Linked DNA regions of Homo sapiens: region 2 is linked to region 1. A link is an interaction called in ENCODE POLR2A ChIA-PET data of the cell type or tissue named here. Cell type or tissue: MCF 10A. All regions are shown on one strand. Links, peaks and the distances in the headings refer to the core of each region. The heading gives the core; the rest is flanking DNA. Region 1 overlaps EFEMP1 (EGF containing fibulin extracellular matrix protein 1). Region 2 has its middle 110 kb from the start of EFEMP1.

What was found. Peaks named below come from ENCODE experiments on the same cell type or tissue, not always from the same donor. Only the 100,000 strongest peaks of a DNase experiment are listed, where the experiment ranks them.
Region 2: POLR2A ChIA-PET joins it to region 1 with 15 read pairs; 3 of 35 experiments call an interaction of 5 or more read pairs at or near these places.

The regions. Positions count from the first base shown.
Region 1 is chr2:55,859,003-55,868,867 of GRCh38, reverse strand. EFEMP1 (EGF containing fibulin extracellular matrix protein 1) reads left to right here. Exons shown (of 12, transcript NM_001039348.3): 12 at 1,634-2,901. The coding sequence ends at 1,795. All of the region lies in intron 2 of LOC112268416 (a long non-coding RNA gene), which reads right to left. Among named protein-coding and RNA genes, the nearest start is that of EFEMP1, 60 kb to the left of the region's middle. In MCF 10A, for the core only: no CTCF peak of the experiment used is centred there; DNase peaks (open chromatin) are centred at 5,977, 6,387 and 6,887.
Region 2 is chr2:55,805,443-55,815,307 of GRCh38, reverse strand. No RefSeq gene overlaps it. Among named protein-coding and RNA genes, the nearest start is that of EFEMP1, 110 kb to the left of the region's middle. In MCF 10A, for the core only: no CTCF peak of the experiment used is centred there; a DNase peak (open chromatin) is centred at 5,227.

The sequences.
Region 1 (9,865 bases), core at 1,239-9,238:
AACAGCAGGTTAGTTAGGTTAATTAATTCGGTTAATTAAGCACCTACTACATGCTCAGCTCTATGCTAGGTGTCATGAGGAATTAAAAGGACATGTAATGCACATTTTCTGATTTCAAGGAGCTTTAAATATTATTGTGTAGAAAAAGTTAACATCTATGAAAATAGAAGTGGGGCAATTTTGTGCTTAATTCCATGGTCCAGATACATCAAAAAATCAATGTGGGCTGTCAAAGAAGGTTTCTTGATAGTCATGAGTCAGCCTGATTCTTGAAAGGATATGTGGAATATAAAATTTTATTTATATTCCTTTTGAGAAAATACTGAGAAAACCATCTTCCCTGGAAAAGAGAACGTATTGTAAAGAAAGTACATGAAATTGAAGGTTGAATATCCAACATCCCCCACACTGCCCCAGTGTCTCTGCTCCCTTACTGAGCCTTACTATTATTCTTCATAGCCCTATCACTACCTAGTCTAGTATTCACTGAACTGTGTCATCCACTAGAATATGAGCATAATGAGAGCAGAGACTACACCTGTCGGTTCAGTATTCTATCCTCAGCACATAGAATGGTACCTGGCACATAGCAGATGCTAAAATAAAATTTAAATGAATAAATTAATTCAATCAACACCTTCAAGGTGTTATTATTACCTACAACTATTGTTTACAAGAGGTATGCACCGTGGAAGATCCTGGAGACACAACAATGAATAAAGCCAAGCCAGTTCCTGCCCCCGTGGAGCTTGTAGTCAAGACATTGAACAAGTGATCAGAAAGATGTTGACTGCTGCAGCAGAGGGTTGCAAGCTGCTCATGAGTATATAACAAGTAGCCCTAACCAAAGCATTCTCTCCCTTGGTTTAATGTCCACCCATTGAGGTGACTGCTAAATACTAATCCATGACTCTATCCCTTGGCATTCAAACTCACACATCCACTTACCTGCCTCTCCAACCTCATCTCCCTCCACTCACAAGAGCCCATCATATTATTCATCAAAATGAAACTGCACCCAGTTCTTCTGAACATATTACTTTACAAAACTTTCATTTATGCCTGGTGACTCTCATCAGGCATTCAAAAGCTTTCCCTCAGTGCTTCAGGGCTCTTCCTTTTCTTCCCTTTATACATACACCTTTATGTATCTTCATACGTACCCTGCATAACCTCATATATCTTAGCATTTACCATATTCTGTTGAAAAACTGTTTCCATTTCTCTTTACTTACTAGAATGTAAACAGATGCACAATGTTGAGAAAATGAAAAGTGACAACTTTGTTTACAAGTTTAGAAATTATCAGATTCTCACTTAAGCTCTAGTCTCTGTAAAGTCCACAACTACTCAATAAAAGTGAAGAAAAATGTTAACAGAGAGGGAGGAATCAAAAACAAAGAACTATTTAAAAAAAAAAAAAAGCAAGTCCTTGAAACTTGGAGCTAATGACTGTATTAGACAAGGGATAAGAGCCAAGAAGAGTTGAAACCAAGAAGGGACCAAGTAGTGGCTCTTTTATACCACCTTCAAAATTCTCCCCCTAATTCTTATAGGAGGTATACTAACAAAGCATAGAAACTCCAATCCAAGAAAATTATTCTCTTCCTTTCTCTATTTTCTTTTATTTTAGCAAACAAGTCCTGTAAGTGCAATGCTTGTGCTCGTGAAGTCATTATCAGGACCAAGAGAACATATCGTGGACCTGGAGATGCTGACAGTCAGCAGTATAGGGACCTTCCGCACAAGCTCTGTGTTAAGATTGACAATAATAGTGGGGCCATTTTCATTTTAGTCTTTTCTAAGAGTCAACCACAGGCATTTAAGTCAGCCAAAGAATATTGTTACCTTAAAGCACTATTTTATTTATAGATATATCTAGTGCATCTACATCTCTATACTGTACACTCACCCATAATTCAAACAATTACACCATGGTATAAAGTGGGCATTTAATATGTAAAGATTCAAAGTTTGTCTTTATTACTATATGTAAATTAGACATTAATCCACTAAACTGGTCTTCTTCAAGAGAGCTAAGTATACACTATCTGGTGAAACTTGGATTCTTTCCTATAAAAGTGGGACCAAGCAATGATGATCTTCTGTGGTGCTTAAGGAAACTTACTAGAGCTCCACTAACAGTCTCATAAGGAGGCAGCCATCATAACCATTGAATAGCATGCAAGGGTAAGAATGAGTTTTTAACTGCTTTGTAAGAAAATGGAAAAGGTCAATAAAGATATATTTCTTTAGAAAATGGGGATCTGCCATATTTGTGTTGGTTTTTATTTTCATATCCAGCCTAAAGGTGGTTGTTTATTATATAGTAATAAATCATTGCTGTACAATATGCTGGTTTCTGTAGGGTATTTTTAATTTTGTCAGAAATTTTAGATTGTGAATATTTTGTAAAAAACAGTAAGCAAAATTTTCCAGAATTCCCAAAATGAACCAGATATCCCCTAGAAAATTATACTATTGAGAAATCTATGGGGAGGATATGAGAAAATAAATTCCTTCTAAACCACATTGGAACTGACCTGAAGAAGCAAACTCGGAAAATATAATAACATCCCTGAATTCAGGACTTCCACAAGATGCAGAACAAAATGGATAAAAGGTATTTCACTGGAGAAGTTTTAATTTCTAAGTAAAATTTAAATCCTAACACTTCACTAATTTATAACTAAAATTTCTCATCTTCGTACTTGATGCTCACAGAGGAAGAAAATGATGATGGTTTTTATTCCTGGCATCCAGAGTGACAGTGAACTTAAGCAAATTACCCTCCTACCCAATTCTATGGAATATTTTATACGTCTCCTTGTTTAAAATGTCACTGCTTTACTTTGATGTATCATATTTTTAAATAAAAATAAATATTCCTTTAGAAGATCACTCTATCTTTGGAGGTTTTTCAGTGTAGTCAGTAGCCCCCAATATAATTTTTATATCTGGGATAAACATCAGTTATAGGTGCCAGCACAAGAACTACCATTAGGTTTTTTTTTTAATAAATAAACTGGGAGATGAGGAAGCAAAAATACAGTTAAAATCATGCCACAAAACAGCCAACTTTTTCTTAAGTCTAGTTTCACAGCATATATGCATAACCTCTGTCACCAGGTAATCTTGCTGCTAAAACAAATACCTCTCAAAGAGTTGACTCATGTGCAGAAATTGCCAAAAAGAAAGTTCAGCAAAAGCCCAAGGAACAAAACACAAACTCCTTCTGTGAGAGTAGGGGATGGGCTCTTAAAGGTTAAAGGGGCACAGAAACAGTGGAGAGAGAACAGATCTGACCAAGGGACAGCACAGAAGCAGAGTCAACAACCAGCCACAACACAGCAAGACTGTTGAGTTCATTCCTCTTACCCTGTCTACATGGTTGCTTACAGTCAAGATAAATTACAGCTTGATCTAAATGTTTCCATTTTTAATCAATCTAGTGATTTTCCTACATACAAAAACAGCTCTCAAGTGAGAGCTGGGAATAGCAACAGTTAAAGAAAAAAAGCCTAAGACCTTCTTCCAACACATTTTTCCCTCTTAAACAAGAAAACCGGTCTTGTCTATGGCTCCCCAGGGAATTGTAGAAGAAACAGGAATCTCTGAAATGTTTATGCTAAGCCCTGGCCCTCAATTTCTACCTCCAAATATATATATATATATATATTTTCTGGGCCTGCGGAAGCCATTAACTGCAGACAAGATGTTTGCCCTTTTATCCCAAAGCCTAGTCCTACCCACAAATTACAGACACAAGGAAGAGGGTTGATACTGAAGTTTCACTGAGGCAATTTCTTTGTTCTGTTGTGATAAAATTTACCATTTTAGACATTTTAAAGTGTACAGTTCAGTGGCATGGAGTACACTCAGAGTGTTGAGCAAATATCGTCACTATCTAGTTCAGGGGCCCCCAACCACTCCCCCAACAACTGGGCTGCAGACTGGTACCTGTCCATGGCCTGTTAGGAACCGGGCCGCACAGCAGGAGGTGAGTGGTGGGCGAGCATTACCACCTGAGCTCTGCCTTCTGGCAGATCATCCCAGCATTAGATTCTCATAGAAGCATGAACCCTATTGTGCATGCAAGGGATCTAGGTTGTGTGCTCCTTATGAGAATCTGATGCCTGGTAATCTGAGGTCTGAGGTGGAACAGTTTCATCCCCAAACCATCCCCTCACCCCTCCCCACCCTCATCCCCCACTATCCCCACCCATGGAAAAATTGTCTTCCACCAAACCTGGTGCCAAAAAGGCTGGGGACCACTGATCTAGTTCCATAACATTTCATCACTCAAAAATAAACCCCATACCTGTTAACAGTCACTCCCATTTCCCCTTCCCATAAGCCCCTCTGGGAGTCAACAATCTACTTTCTATGGATTTGCCTATTCCGGACGTTTTATATAAATAAGATCATACAATAATATGTGGCCTTTTGTGTCTGGCTTCTTTCACTCAGCATGTTTTCAAGGTTTAGCCATGTTATAGCATGTGTCAGTACTTCATTTCTTTTTCCAACTGAATAATATTCCATTGTATAGATCTATCGCACTTTGTTTATTCATCAGTTAATGAACATCAGCTGATAAGCTGTTTATACCTGTGATTATTGTTTTTCAATCTTGGGTGTCAAAAAGAAACTGTTTCCTAGACTATTCATCCACTAGTTTCACAGCCTAAATTCACCCATTTTTAGTTTGGCCTTTGACTAAAAAGAATAGCAAGTTTAAAAAAATTGTTTTAATTCATGGAAGCAAAAACCTGGAAAAAGCTTTGAGAAGCTAATACATGAGTTCCTTTATAGGTGCAATCATCCTCAATAAACGTAAATATCTCATGCTCTCTTAATTTGAAATTGAAAATAAATATCATGTCTAAAAACAAATCAAAGCAGTAGGACAAAATTCTGCTGTTTTCAAACTACACACGATTCTTTCCTTCCCTCCATGAAAATCACTGATTTAAGCCTGCTCCCATAGATGAAAATTATGGAAATAATTTATTGTCACAGTCATTTATTATCATAATTTTCTCAGCATTTATTGAGAAAATTCTAAAGTAATTCCTTCCAATGTCTAATAGTGTGATGGTATAGAAGAACCAAGAGTCTATTTAGTCTTGATTCTAAAATAACCAGCCAAGAGATCTTGGGGAAGTCACTTAGCTTCTCAGTACCTTGGTTTAATCTATAAAAGTGGGATATTGAAACAAGGTTTTCCTCCAGCTTTGAAAACCAGGTGTGGTGGCTCCCACCTGTAATCCTATCCCTTTGGGAAGCCAATGCAGGTGGATCACTTGAGCCAGGAGTTCAAGACCAGCATGGACAACATAGCGAAACCCCATCTCTACAAAAACATACAAATATTACTGAGGTGTGGTGGCATGTTCCTGTAGTCCTAGCTACTTGGGAGGCTGAGGTGGGTGGATTACTTGAACTCAGGAGGTAGAGGTTACAGTGAGCTGTGAGTACACCACTGCGCTCCAGCCTGGGCAACAGAGCAAGACCCTGTCTCAGGAAAGAAAATTATCTATATCTATATATCTATATATCTCCCAGGAATGCGCCATTGAAAGAAGAGTTAGCTCTATTTGCCAAATCTTTGAAAGCATCTGAGTCTTCTTTGTACGCAGCGACTATTAGAAAGCATTATCATTGGTGGAAGAAAAAAATGAATAGTGCCCACCAAAAAAAAACATATCTTCACTTTATGGTCTCATTATTAACGCTGAGCACGTAAGAAATAATCCAATTTAACTATGTTTTTTAAATTGCAATTCAAACAACAATTACTTTTAGTATTCACTCTTATGCATGTTTTTGTTCCTTTCCACTGAAACTAATTGCAATCTGATTACTCATGTTAAACTGGAAGTCATTATACCTTATCTCACCAGTGGAAAAAATGGCCAGTCATGAGTTCCCACACTTCCAAACATGCTTTCAGGGAAATGCCTATGTTTTTACTCAGTGAGCCTCAGTAATGAGGACTGACGTAGATGTTTCCAACACTTCACTGTTGTAATACCTGTGGCCTGGGCTCTGAGACTTCCATGCTCTCTGACTGGACACAGTTATTTTTTTACAGTGGTTAGGAAAGACCTCTTGGTTGTTAAGCTCTCTAAAAGAGAATAATTTAACTTCAGCTGCCAAATTTCCCTCTTAAGTAGTTTCTTTAACAACTGGCAATCTCCATCTCCTCCAAATATAAAATATCTCCTATTTCATACCCTTATTTTTAATAATAATAGGATTCTAGAACTTAGATACCATCCTGTAAAAAATCTCTTATTTTTAAGACTTGCACAACATCGCAGTTTGTTGAGCAAGAGTGCTATGCCTAGAATGCAGTTCTTATGACTTAGATTAGGGCTCTTTTCATTGGCCATACTCCAAATTTCAACACCAACAAGCAATCTCTTTCCTTTTAAACCCCTTCTTGAACAGTGTCCATTCCACATCATGGGCCAGCCTTTCTGGCTGCATGACTTTTTCATCGCTGCTTTCACATGCAATCGGATTGAAATAACATAGATACCACCAACCTGATTCTTATAACCTTCTTGAACTGTAGTTTATTGTTCTCTTTAACTCCAGACAGGCAGAAGTAATTGTGTTACCCAAAATACTCCTGAATTCTGGAAACTGAAATGCAAACACCAGTCATGTAGACCTCACTATACTTGAGAGGACAGCAGTTTCCAGAAGAAAAGAGGCCATTAGTAGAGATCCAGATGGATCTCTACCAATAATGGGGAGCTTTGAGAGCAATAGTGATTGATACGGTTTGGATGTTTCTCCCCTCCAAATCTCATGTTGCAATGTGACCTCCAATGTTGGAGGTGGGGCCTGGTGGAAAGTGTTTGGGTCATGGGGTGGGTCCCTCATGACTGGCTTGGTGCCCTCCCTGCAGGAACACATTCACATGAGAGCTGGTTATTTAAAGAAGTCTGGCTCCTCCTCATTTCCCTTGCTCCTGTTCTGGCCATGTGATATACCTACTTCCCTGCTTCGCTTTCCACCATGATTGTAAGCTTCCGGAGGTCTTCACCAGAAGCAGACGGTGGTATCACATTACCCGTATAGCCTGCAGAATCGTGAACCAATTAATCCTCTTTTCTTTATAAATTACCCAGTTCAGGTATTTATTTATAGCAATGCAAGGGCGACCTAACACAGTGGTGAAGATAGAATGAGTCTAACACTCCCCTGGTCCAGGAGCTGGACAAAAAAGCATACAGCGTCCTTCCTGCTGTAAGGATTATTATAAAGCCAAGGGTAAAGAACATTGCCGTTCCTTGACACTGGTTAACATTCATTAGGTGAATTTCGAAGGTGCAAATATGTACAAGGAACATCATCACCTAACAGCTTCTGTTTTAGAGGCTGAGAGTAAGACAAGATATGACACTATTAAGAACTCAGTCCTCAATGGGGCTTTAGGTTCTTGCACATGTGAAAATGGCAAAAATACATAGGTATTTTTTAAATTATAATTTAAAAATATAAGTATTGAAGAGTAGAAATCAGCTAGAAACCAATCCCCATATCTAGTACATGTACTAATTTCTACCACTCTTCATTTACAAGGGAGATGCTTTAGTGAATTCAAATGATGGAAATGGAAAGATTGTTCAGTACCCTAAGGCCACCTGAACACAGCCCAGTGGGATTATTATTTTTGGGGAAGCTTCACAAATAAAAGTTTATTGTTGAGTCTTGTTTCCATGACTTCAAGCGGTTGCTTGTGTTTTGAATAGTTATGTATGCTTCTAACTTTCTAACGCTCCTTTTAAAATATAGAACAGCTGCTGGTCTGCTCATATGTTATGCATAAGAAGCCCACAAGGGACAAGGCCCTCTATTAATATGTTGAATTATTTTTAACACAGTTTTACTTCTATCCCAAATCATCATCTCTAAAAGATGGCAAACTTCCATCTTCCCAGCTGGGGGGAGCACCTGCAAAATTCAAACCCAAATTGTGACACATCTGGTACCCAAAAACCAATCTTGTTTCATCTGGCCAGCAGACTAAAATATCAAGATCGTTGAACAGAAACAAGGCAAAAAGTTAACTGCCTCTTATATGCAGTCAATGCAGATGTCTAGTTAAGCTGTTTATATAGTAAGCGCATGTGTATGTTAACGGAGCACAGACCCCTTTAATAAGCCAGAGTTGGAATATAAATGCAAGAGAATTTTAAAGACCTGAATGCAATAATTCGGTTCTTTTTTATCTTCCCATAGAAACTAAAGTAGTTTCTGCAAAATCTCAGCATGATATTTAAACAGATGCATATAACACAAATGATTTTGTTGAGTTGAGTATCTCCAAATTGTTTATTTCCTTTAAAAACCCCATTTTATGTTTTTGTATTTTAATATTTACATTATGTTTATTTAAGTGGTAAATTACTTGCAAATGGCTTAAACAAGGTGTCTTGGTTTGTGTTGCCCCAGATGCAGATTCGGACATAAAAACTGAGTTCTGGTAGGTTGAGAGGTTCTCTTGGGAAGCAAACTTGAGTGAGTGGGGAAAGTGAGCCAGAAAGAGATGCCAATGAATTCGTGAGTAAATGAGTGGATCACCTCTGTGAGCAACTGTAGCTCAAGTCCTCTGATAAATCATATGGAACTCACCTGAGAAACATTCCACTAGAGGCCACATGGGCTGCAGCATTTATCTACCAACTCCCGTCCCTGTGGTAAGTGTTGCCCATACACACTGCCTGCAGGAGGGTGTGCTTCCTCATACTGGAGAAAGCCCTCAGGCAGAGGGTAAGAAAGATAGGGGTTTGATAGAGGATGCTGTTGGCAAACTAGAAACTGCTACTGCACCATGCAGTAAACTCATATGGCTAAGGAGATCTGCGGCAGACATCAACATTTGCTGACTGACGCCAGTGCAATGCTAGATGATTCTGACAAATGGAGCTTCTGTTACTTACTGGCTTGATGGCTTCATACCACATAAATCTCTTCCTTGACCTTTTTCTGGTCATTCTCCCATCTTTTCTTCCTTTTCCTCTCTCATTCTCTTCTTCTGCTCAGGCACTAACCATGTCCAAGGCTAATGGACATGGTTCAGCCAATGACACTGAATTAGATTCAAGGACACATATAATACTATGCAAAGTGGTACTGTATAGTTAATACCACGAGCCTATCTGATTCTAGAGCTCATCACAAGTCCAATTGCAGAGTACTAAATAGAATGAGTAGCCCTTCAAAAGTGAATGTTCAGGGAAGCTAATGAAGCTAAAGCTTCAAGGCTCCTCCCTTGCACCAGCCCCTTCCAAGGTCCTGAAAGGGACCCTATGTTCACATAGTTATATATTTTTGTAAAATTTGTATAATACATTTTAGCTGTATTGGTTAGAATTACTCTTTCATCTTGGGCTCCCCTCATCACACTTCACATGTCACGTGGCTCTGAAGTGCGTCAAAAGTATGTTTGAGATCCAGCCTGGGAAAGTGGAGTTAGGAGAGTGTATTTAGTTTGGATTTAGTAGGATATATTTATATAGTTAACATTCATTTCTATGTATGGTTAATTTGAGCTCCTGTCTGGGGTAGGAATAGCCTCTAGAAATATTCCCACCACCCTCTGTGTTGACCATAGCTGACAGCATGCCCAAAAGTTCAGGGCCAGGAGTCCCATCACACTATAACATTCTACAGCATCCAACAATGGATGTAAATAGCAGAGGAAAAACAAGTTTTGGAATATGCAGAGCTATAAATTAATCTATGGAAAATCCTTCCATTCACCAGACATGTAAAATAATAAGCAGAGGATGTGGTTTTAATCAATGCCTACTCATGAATATACCTAATTATGCAGCATATACAA
Region 2 (9,865 bases), core at 1,164-9,163, 53 kb after region 1:
TTTAAGGACTTCTCTGCGTTGGTTATTCTAGTTAGCCATTCGTCTAATTTTTTTTCAAGTTTTTAACTTCTTTGACGTTGCTTCGAACTTCCTCCTTTAGCTTGGAGTAGTTTTATCTTCTGAAGCCTTCTTCTCTCAACTCGTCAAAGTCATTCTCCATCCAGCTTTGTTCCATTGCTGGTGAGGAGCTGCGTTCCTTCGGAGGAGGAGAGGTGCTCTGATTTTTAGAGTTTCCGGTTTTTCTGCTCTGTTTTTTCCCCATCTTTGTGGTTTTATCTACCTTTGGTCTTTGATGATGGTGACGTACAGATGGGTTTTTGGTGTGGATGTCCTTGCTGTTTGTTAGTTTTCCTTCTAACAGTCAGGACCCTCAGCTGCAGGTCTGTTGGAGTTTGCTGAGGTCCACTCCAGACCCTGTTTGCCTGAGTATCAGCAGTGGTGGCTGCAGAACAGCTGATATTGGTGAACCGCAAATGCTGCTGCCTGATCGTTCCTCTGGAAGTTTTGTCTCAGAGGAGTACCCGGCCGTGTGAGGTGTCAGTCTGCCCCTACTGAGGGGTGCCTCCCAGTTGGGCTACTCGGGGGTCAGGGACCCACTTGAGGAGGCAGTCTGCCCATTTTCAGATCTCAAGCTGTGTGCTGGGAGAACCACTACTCTCTTCAAAGCTGTCAGACAGGGGCATTTAAGACTGCAGAGGTTACTGCTGCCTTTTGTTTGTCTGTGCCCTGCCCCCAGAGGTGGAGCCTACAGAGGCAGGCAGGCTTCCTTGAGCTGTGGTGGGCTCCACCCAGTTTGAGCTTCCTGGCCGCTTTGTTTACCTACTCAAGCCTCGGCAATGGTGGGCGCCCCTCTCCCAGCCTCATTGCAGCCTTGCAGTTTGATCTCAGACTGCTGTGCTAGCAATGAGCGAGGCTCGGTGGGCGTAGGACCCTCCGAGCCTGGTGCAGGATATAATCTCCTGGTGTGCTGTTTGTTAAGCCCGTTGGAAAAGCGCAGTATTAGGGTGGGAGTGACCCAATTTTCCAGGTGCTGTCTGTCACCCCTTTCTTTGACTAGGAAAGGGAATTCCCTGACCCCTTGTGCTTCCTTGGTGAGGCGATGCCTCACCCTGCTTCAGCTCACGCATGGTGCGCTGAGCCCACTGTCCGGCACTCCCCAGTGAGATGAACCCGGTACCTCAGTTGGAAATGCAGAAATCACCCGCCTTCTGCATCGCTCACACTGGGAGCTGTAGACTGGAGCTGTTCCTATTGGGCCATCTTTGCTCCACCCCCCAAATCATTATAATTCTTTGACCAAGTTTCTGCACACATACTTACAGTATTTCTAATATTTCCATTTTTCTTTTTATTTTCTGATACTATTTTTTATCAGGTCCATTCTCTTGGGGATAAATTTTACAACAAAGATTTTTTTCATTTATGAGGTTTTCATCTATATCTGGTTTTCCTGATTCTACTGATTTTATCTTTGGCCATTTTGCTTTCTTTTTGTGACTGCTTTTTCATACCAAGTAAGAATTTTGCCATCTACGTTTTGCTAAGAATATTTTATTTATCTCTTAAATTTAGTAAAAAATACATTTTATCTGTGATGTTTTAATTATTATAATTATTTCTTATTCATTATGTATTTCTGTAATATTCATTATTGATTAGAAATAACTGTTGATTCATGATAATATTGTGAGAAATTTCTCTCAACTAATCCAGGATTGACCCGTCATTAATGGTTAGCCAGTTGGGTGGTTTGAATACTTCTAATCACTTTTGTATCCTGTGAACTGACTATGTTACTGACTGAATTATTTTGGCCAAGTTGCTTAACCTAACTACCTGACTGTGACTGAGTTTTCTTATCTATAAAATCAGGCCAGTAATAGTATATGCTTTATCAAAAGTATTACAAGAAAAAAATACATGCAGAGCACCTAGAACAGAATCTGGTGTGTAGTAAGTACTTAATAGCTATTATAATTCTTAATATTGTTATTAGTGGTAGAGAAAAGAGTAGATGGGGGGGTCAAAATGTCCTCAATGTAAACATGATGGAGTCAAAATAACAAAATCAAAACAGCAAGATCAAAAATTGAGATCAAAATATCCTGTTTCATTTACACATGATATCTCATTTGCAAGACCCCCTTGAAAGAGAAAAAGAAGAAACTCTCATTATTATCTTCTCTATCATAACTTAGCAACCATTTCAGTTTTAGGAATAACTCTATACTAAGTTCATTAAGCTAAAAATATAATGCAACACAGTAATTCATAGCAAAAACTGCTACCTCTGCATGCTTTTTTTCCTATAATAATTGCTCAAGGTTCCTAAAAGTTTCAATAATAATGTCTACTTGTTTAGCAGTCTGCCCTTCTCAATATGTTTCACACCTATGGCCCCAGTTGATCCTCACAACCACCCTGGAAAGTTGATGAGGGCATTAGAGAGATATGATAACTGGACTTTGGAGAAATTAAACATTTGCCCAAGGTGCACAATTACCTAGGAAGTAAGCCAAAAATGGATGTTAGCTCTTAAAAAATATATCTGAGTTTCAAATGTTTGAGGTCCTCTAATAATTCTCATGATGTTTCCTACGATGTCAATGTAAAATATTTTTGACATGTAAATCTGATCACCTCTCCTAGCCTACCCCCAAAAGTATTTTGATGGCTTCTCATTGTTCTTAGGATTTAAGACCAAAATAATCTGTAACATGGCCTTTGTGCCCCTGGATGACCTGGCCCTGCTGCCCTTCTTCTTACTGTCCCCTGTGGCTGGCTCATCCTCACTCTATTCTAGCTGCACTGGCCTGTTCTCTCCATCCCTCCTATCCCGGAGCTTCAGCACTTGGCCACTGCCTCTCAGGAACTGCTCACCCCAACCTGCAACCTCCAAGTAAGTCCTCTTCTTCCTTCACTTTTCTTCTATTGTCTCATGACTATGTCAAACCCACATATTATATGCTCAAATAGCTCCATGTACTTCCCATTTTTAGCCCTTATGACTGATAGAATTTTTCATGTATATTTGTGGTCATGTGGTTACTGTCTTTCTCACTAGACTATATATTCCAGGAAGGTGGGAGCACCATACCTGGCTTTGCTCACCATTGTTCGGCACTGTTTAACAATGTGCCTGGAACAGAGTACGTGTGCTATGGAACAAACAAGTACATGAATCGCCTCAACAAAATAAGTAGATTCAAATTGATGCTTATCTCTTGTGGTATATAACTCTGCAGTCTCCCTTTCCAGTAGCTCCCATCTGGGCATGGTTTCACAGAGGCTCCAGCTCTTTCACCCTGAATGAAGTCTCACCAGAGGAATCCCAGGGAGGGCATGGCTTGCTGTAGATATTGATGACCTCTAATTTCCCAGGAAGGCTTAAAGTTGTCATATTGGTGGGAAAAGCCAAGGTGTGATAGGAAAAAGGCCTTTTAGTTACATTCAGAGTTAATCCCACCACAGTTACTCTCCCTTCTGAGAGTTAATCTCCTCTCAGATAATATAAGGATTTCTGACCATCTGATAGTATTGATCTTTTGGTCTCTCTAAAAACAGCTAAATCTCCTTATGGCTTGGGAATTTTTTTGTCTGTTTGTTTTTCAGTTCAGTGGAACTTATGAGGTTCAACTATATTTGAGTTGGAGAATCTAAATGAACAAAAAGAGCTTACCTGATCCACCAATCTGAAAAGTATTTCTTCATGGAATCATGGTATCCTAAGGGAAGAATGGACCTAAGAGAGATCCTAATCCATCCCCTTTCACACCTGCAAGTCCAAGTCATTCCATGTCTCACTAGAGTTCCCTTGAGCTGGGGCAATCTGTTCCATGTACTTTAGGGGGACTTGGAGCAAAACTTCATGACAGTTCTGTGATAAAAGAGCAAAAGAAGGTTGTGTCTTTCCCCAAAGGTCTAGAGAAATTAGAAGAGAGGGTAGAGAAAGGGAGGGTATGTGGAAACAGGAGTTGAGGAATGGATAATAGGAAAAAGAACAACTAGGGAAAATAATAAAAATGGAAAAAAAACTTTTAAAAATTCTGGAAACATGTGCAAATTGAGATAGCCCAGGATATGAGTCAGAGGTGGCTGGGTTTAAAAAAAAAAAAAAAAAAAAAAAAGACAACTGAAGAAAAATAAGGAAAATGGTTTGCTGTTTTTGTTGTTGTTGTTCTCTTACAAGTGTAAGTTTATAGTTATTAAGCAAAACAAAAATTAGAATTGTTACAAGGTATTGTACATGTAGGGGAAAATTTTTGAGGTAAAATATGAGAGTCTAACAATAAATGTAAATCATATTTTAAAAACTGAAGATGCAAAATAAATATATCTTACATTTGTTTTTAAAGAAATCACATTGAGCAGCTAAGAAGATCCCTTCCAAAATGTTTCAGTTTCCTTCTCTTCACTGGCTTCCTCACAGTGTGTTCACCCACACACCCTGATGTTATTGGCACGTAAATCAAATCTTTCATAAAAATCAGAAATAAAAAGTATATGAGCACAGGAGGTTCCTGATATTGGCAAGCCTCCAATCCACACATACTCCTGGGCCTGATCCACGAACATACTTTAAGAAGTCCGTTTGTTCTTAATTCAATAATAAGGAAGGTGTTACCAGCCCTAATTTATGTGTACTAATGTACTCTCCATAAGTAGCAACATTTCTCTAACTAATTATTATAGAATTGTCATATGAGATATTGCTGCAAGGTGTATAAATGCTTCCTAACTACCAATTTGCAAGCAGGCAGTGACTGAAGCATCAGAAGATTTGGAAAATCTGGCTCTATGTGTTTGTGACCAACAGTAACATAAGAGCCTATGAAAGGATGTACCATTGCATTGGGTGTGACATCAGAAGAGTGAAAAGTCATCTCTTATGAGAAACTTGCATGCAATACAGACCACTCCATACCTCAGGAAGATCTAACGATGACCAACCATAAAGCAAATAAGGATTCTCTCAAAAAACAAACAAACAAATAAAATATTTGAAGGGGACAAGATGCAGATCATATAGAATCATCTTAGCTGAAAAAATGTCCAAAAGGAGTAACTCCCTTCTGCCAGAGGCTGACTCCCAGGGAGGGGCTCCCAGAGCAGTCTTCAAGTCTGTTGACTTGTTTTTTCAAGCTGTTAATGTAACTCGCAGCTACATTGGTTTGTTTTGTTGTTGTGACATGGTCTCCATAGATGTGCATTGAAATTGTGCCCAACTGCACCAAAGCCAAGAACCATGCAATCTGGAGGTTGTGCAAGCAAGATTACAAGGCTCCAAGGTATCCAGTGCCTGTGCTGCTCATCTCTTCTGCTTACCTCAAAGCTTTGCATATTCGGCCCGGGCAACTGAATGCCGCGTTGGGACCAGATGCAAATGCTGCAGGAAAGCGACTACATTTGCAGAGAAGCAATATGGCTTTATCTTCCAATCAGGGCTTCATTTGCAAGTCTAGTAAACAGTCACTGATAACTGGGGTGAGTTTAGTAACAGGATTTTTTGAGTTACCCCTCTTCCTTTCTGTACATAGCCCAACTTGCTCATCTTTATTTCTCACAGGAGTCCAATATCCTCATGTTTTCTTCTTCCCCTGTCCTTCTCAAAAAATATCTTGATCATCTCATTCATATCAGACTTAACAAATACAGGACATCCAGTTAAATTTGAATTGCAGATGAAGAACAAATAATGTTTTAGTGTAAGTATGTTCCATGCCACATTTGGGACATACTTTTACTATAATTTATACTAAAATTTGTCATTGCTTATTTGAAACTCAAATATAACTGGTTCTCCTGTATTTTATGTGGTTGCCCTGCACTAATGAATAAATGACTTGTAGTATTTTTACCTCTCCTAAGGATATTGACTGAATCTTAACTTAGGGTCAAAGTCCCCATACCATAAGCTAAATTAATAATTGGGAGATTTTTGCAACAGACTGGAAGAAAAATATATCAGACAAGCAATCACTTATTCCTAGCCATAAGGAGTCGTTTTTTAAATTGCAAAGGCCTCCACCCCAGAGCCAGAAAACATAGTTTGAGTCTTACCTGTTTGGACTTAAGGCTACTTATCAACATTTACTTCATATCAGACAATGGGATTGTTCATGTTACCTGGTGCTCTATTCATCTAGATGGAGAAAATATTATTCAAAGATATAACCGTGCCCCAAAATATCTATTCCCATAGTGTCTTCAGCAGATTAGAGACACAGATTGTGACAGGTAAGTATCCTAGGCCTTAGCTCTCATCAACAAAGACTTTTCACGTGTCCTGTGCATGGACAGGGCCAAGTATGAAATACCTTCAAGTCCTCAGAAAACTATAGACCTTCAAGTCTATAGTTAGAGAGTGAGAGAAGGAGGAGGTGTGAAAAGAATGGTAATGAGAGAGAAAATAGGGATGAGAATGGAAAAAGACAAAAAAGAAAATAACTAATTATAAAATGAGTAAATAGGGAGTGAAGAGGACACTTTGGCCAACCCCAATTGCCCAGAATAGGTGGTTACCCGCTGGTGTGGGTTGAGGATCTCTGGAAAGAGACTTATGGAAGATACCAAAAATGGGCTCATTCAATATCCATTCCAATCTCCTTCTAAAATGACTTCCTGTGAATTGCAGAGACTGGTAAGCTAAAAACTACTTTTCTTCCAGGCTCCCTTGCAGTCTGGGGGTGTTTTAGGCTGCGTTATCAAATGCACTTTCAGAACTTGAATTCAGAACTGGGTGAAGCAAGGAAAGAAGCTGGGCACAAGTTGTCCTTCCGCTACTGCAGAAGGCTTCTTAGCTTCCCAGTTTAGCAGAATTGGCTTCCTGACCACAGCTTTTCCATTGACTGCTAGTGCCCAGATCAAGGCAAGTGAAGCAGTTCCTTTGATTATTCAGTTGTGGTATAGCTTCAGAACTCATTTCTGGAGGCTCCAGCCCAGTGTCTGTTTCTTCAGCCCACAGACCGGTTTTGTAGACCATTAAATACTCTGTCGTTAATGCATTTCAGCTTGAGCCAGCTACGGTAGGGTTTGTTCTCTGCAACTGAATGCTAACTGATACAAGCCACTGCCCCTAAAATATCTATTCCACTAGCCAAGCAGCTCTGAACCAGAGATAATTTTGCCACCTACCCAGGGGACACTTGGCAATGTCTAGAGATATTTTTGGTTGTGACTGCTGGATGCTGGGTGGGGGAGTGGTTGGTAATAAGTGTTGTTGGCATCAAGTGGGTAGAGAGAGGCCAGGGAGGTTGCTGAACATCTGACAATGCACAGGACGGCTGCCCACAGCAAAGAAGTATCCAGCCCAAATTGTCAATACTGCCAAGATTCAGAAACCTTTCCCTAGCAGAGTACCTAGTTTAAAAATGTGTCCTTAAAAAAAGCAATATTTGCAATATTTTAGCTTTGAAAGCATCCTCTTTGACAATGCAAACAGCCATCAAAAAACTGCAGGCAAAGTTTTGTTTTCAACCAATGTGATGTTATATTTTTCTCTTTATTCCAAGATTTACATGAGTTTTACATTTTAATATTTCTGAAACCATGGCATGACCTAAAATTAAGGTGTACTCATAATGTGGTGATATTTTTTCTTGTTCATTCTTTTTTTTTTTTTTTTAGATGGAGTCTCACTCTGTCTCCCAGGCTGGAGTGCAGTGGCATGATCTTGGCTCATTGCAACCTCCACCTCCTGGGTTTGAGCAATTCTCCTACCTCAGCCTCCTGAGTAGCTGGGATTACAGGTGTCCGCCACCACGCCTGGCTAATTTTTGTATTTTTGGTAGAGATGGGGTTTCACCATGTTGGCCAGGCTCGTCTCGAACTCCTGACCTCAAATGATCTGCCCACCTTGGCCTCCCAAAGTGCTGGGATTACATGCATGAGGCATCATGCCTGGCCTTTTGTTCATTCTTTTTTTAATCAAAAAGCTGTTATTCAATCTATAGTATATCTCAGAACCGGTGGCATCTTAGAATCAAGGAACTAGAGTGACTTAAGCAGGTTATTTTCCTGAGGACAAGCTTGCCATGCTGCATGCAGAAGAGGAGTGCTGAAGGTGGGTAAAGGCACCTGGGGCTCATCCTGGCTGCACAATAGAATCGCCGTGACACTTTTTGTTGACTTTCGTAGGAAACCCAGGCATCAGTATTTTTTCAATTCTCTTTGCAAACCAGGGTCAAGAGCCACTAATTTAGGTCACCTTGAAGATGGAGAAAAGGGAAGAAAAGGGTGCCACTATTAGGAAACACAAAAAGTGATGGCAGACAACCAGATAGACTTCAGAACTTCACTCTCCTGTCCAGGACCAGGCTTCATTACTATTGCCAATTTGCTAACACTCCAGCCTTACAGCTCCTGAGTAACTTTCACGATCTCTCTAGGGCCCCAAGAAAATTACAATTGAAGAATTTAACTAATAATGGTTTCTGACAAGAAGAAATCAAATATGCTTTCACCTACTCCAAACTCAGCACATATTCAGAAGCAAGATGTATCTTATAAATACATTTCCTATAACTTGTAAACACCTCATTTCCACCATAAAGTCAAGCTCCTGGCTTGAATGAAGAAGTGCTCAGTATTTGCTGAATTGAATTAAATTCACTCCCTCAGGTGTTACTGTCCCTTTTAAAGGGGAGAACAAAATTCAAGAGACAACAATAAGGGGTGCAAAGGAACTAGCCAATTCTAGTTACCTTCTTTACCTAGCAACAGAAAGAGACCTACACAGGTGCAAATAAATGTTGCCTCAGATATTTGCTACCACTGCCAATATCCCTATTTATTTGTTAAATACAGAAAAAAAAACCCAACACAATAAATTTTACAGTGTCTCCCAACTGTCTCAAGACCCAGAGTATAGACTTCTAAACCCAAACACTGGATAAGAGTCTCAAGCCATGCTTTGCTATACCCATAGGATGTGTTTAGGTGGACAGGCCCTGATATTGCCAAGGAGTTGGTTTCAAGCAGTAGAGTCTGAAACTTTACCCTATCTTTTTAGAAACAGTAATTCTCACAATTCCACCAGAGTCAGTTTTCCTTTGTTTTACATTTATTTATTTAGAGAGTTCTAAATATATGCTGGTCTGTTGAAACAGTCTCTGGGACCAAGTACAATAAAAACATTAATTAAAACACACAATTAGAAACACCCAGCAGCGAACCTGGAACAGCATCAAATGAGCTCTCCCGTTTAAATGTCAGTCATAGAAGATAAAGCCTGCGGGTGACCTGCAATGTGGTCCCCTGGCTTTTCTGTGGATTCTTAACTGATGCTGAGGTGAGCACTCTCTGCCAATGGATGCCCATACCCAATCAGTCCATTTCTCTCCTAACTCTTTATTTGGCACAGACTCTTCCTGCCTCTTCTTTTATTCTGCAATGGACTAATGAGAAATTCACAGAATCCCCAAGCTTGGCAGAGATCTGGGCACGAGAATCTTACATAACAGTTGGGCTTTGGCAGGGCAGGACCAGAAGGGCTGGGAGCCCTCAGCTGAAGTGTGCTCTGCAATTTGTGGGCATTGTCACTCTCTCTGAGACTGTATACCCTTGCTTATGGCTCTGAATACTTCAGAATCCAAAAGCAGCAGCAGAATTAACATGGAATGCACACAGAAAGAGTCAAAGGGAACAACACTGAGGGAATAGCATAGATTCAGAAAATGTGAACTCTTCAGATTTGGAGGTGGGGAACCCATCTACAAAAAAAAGAGGTAGGAAACTTTCACTCCCTTGTGACATAGAAATTCCAAATTTGTTTACACAGTTAATTCGGCACGAAAATTTTGAATCTAGCACAGACCTGTTAAGAAATAAGATCTTGTTATTTGCAGACATGTTCTGTCAAGGGATT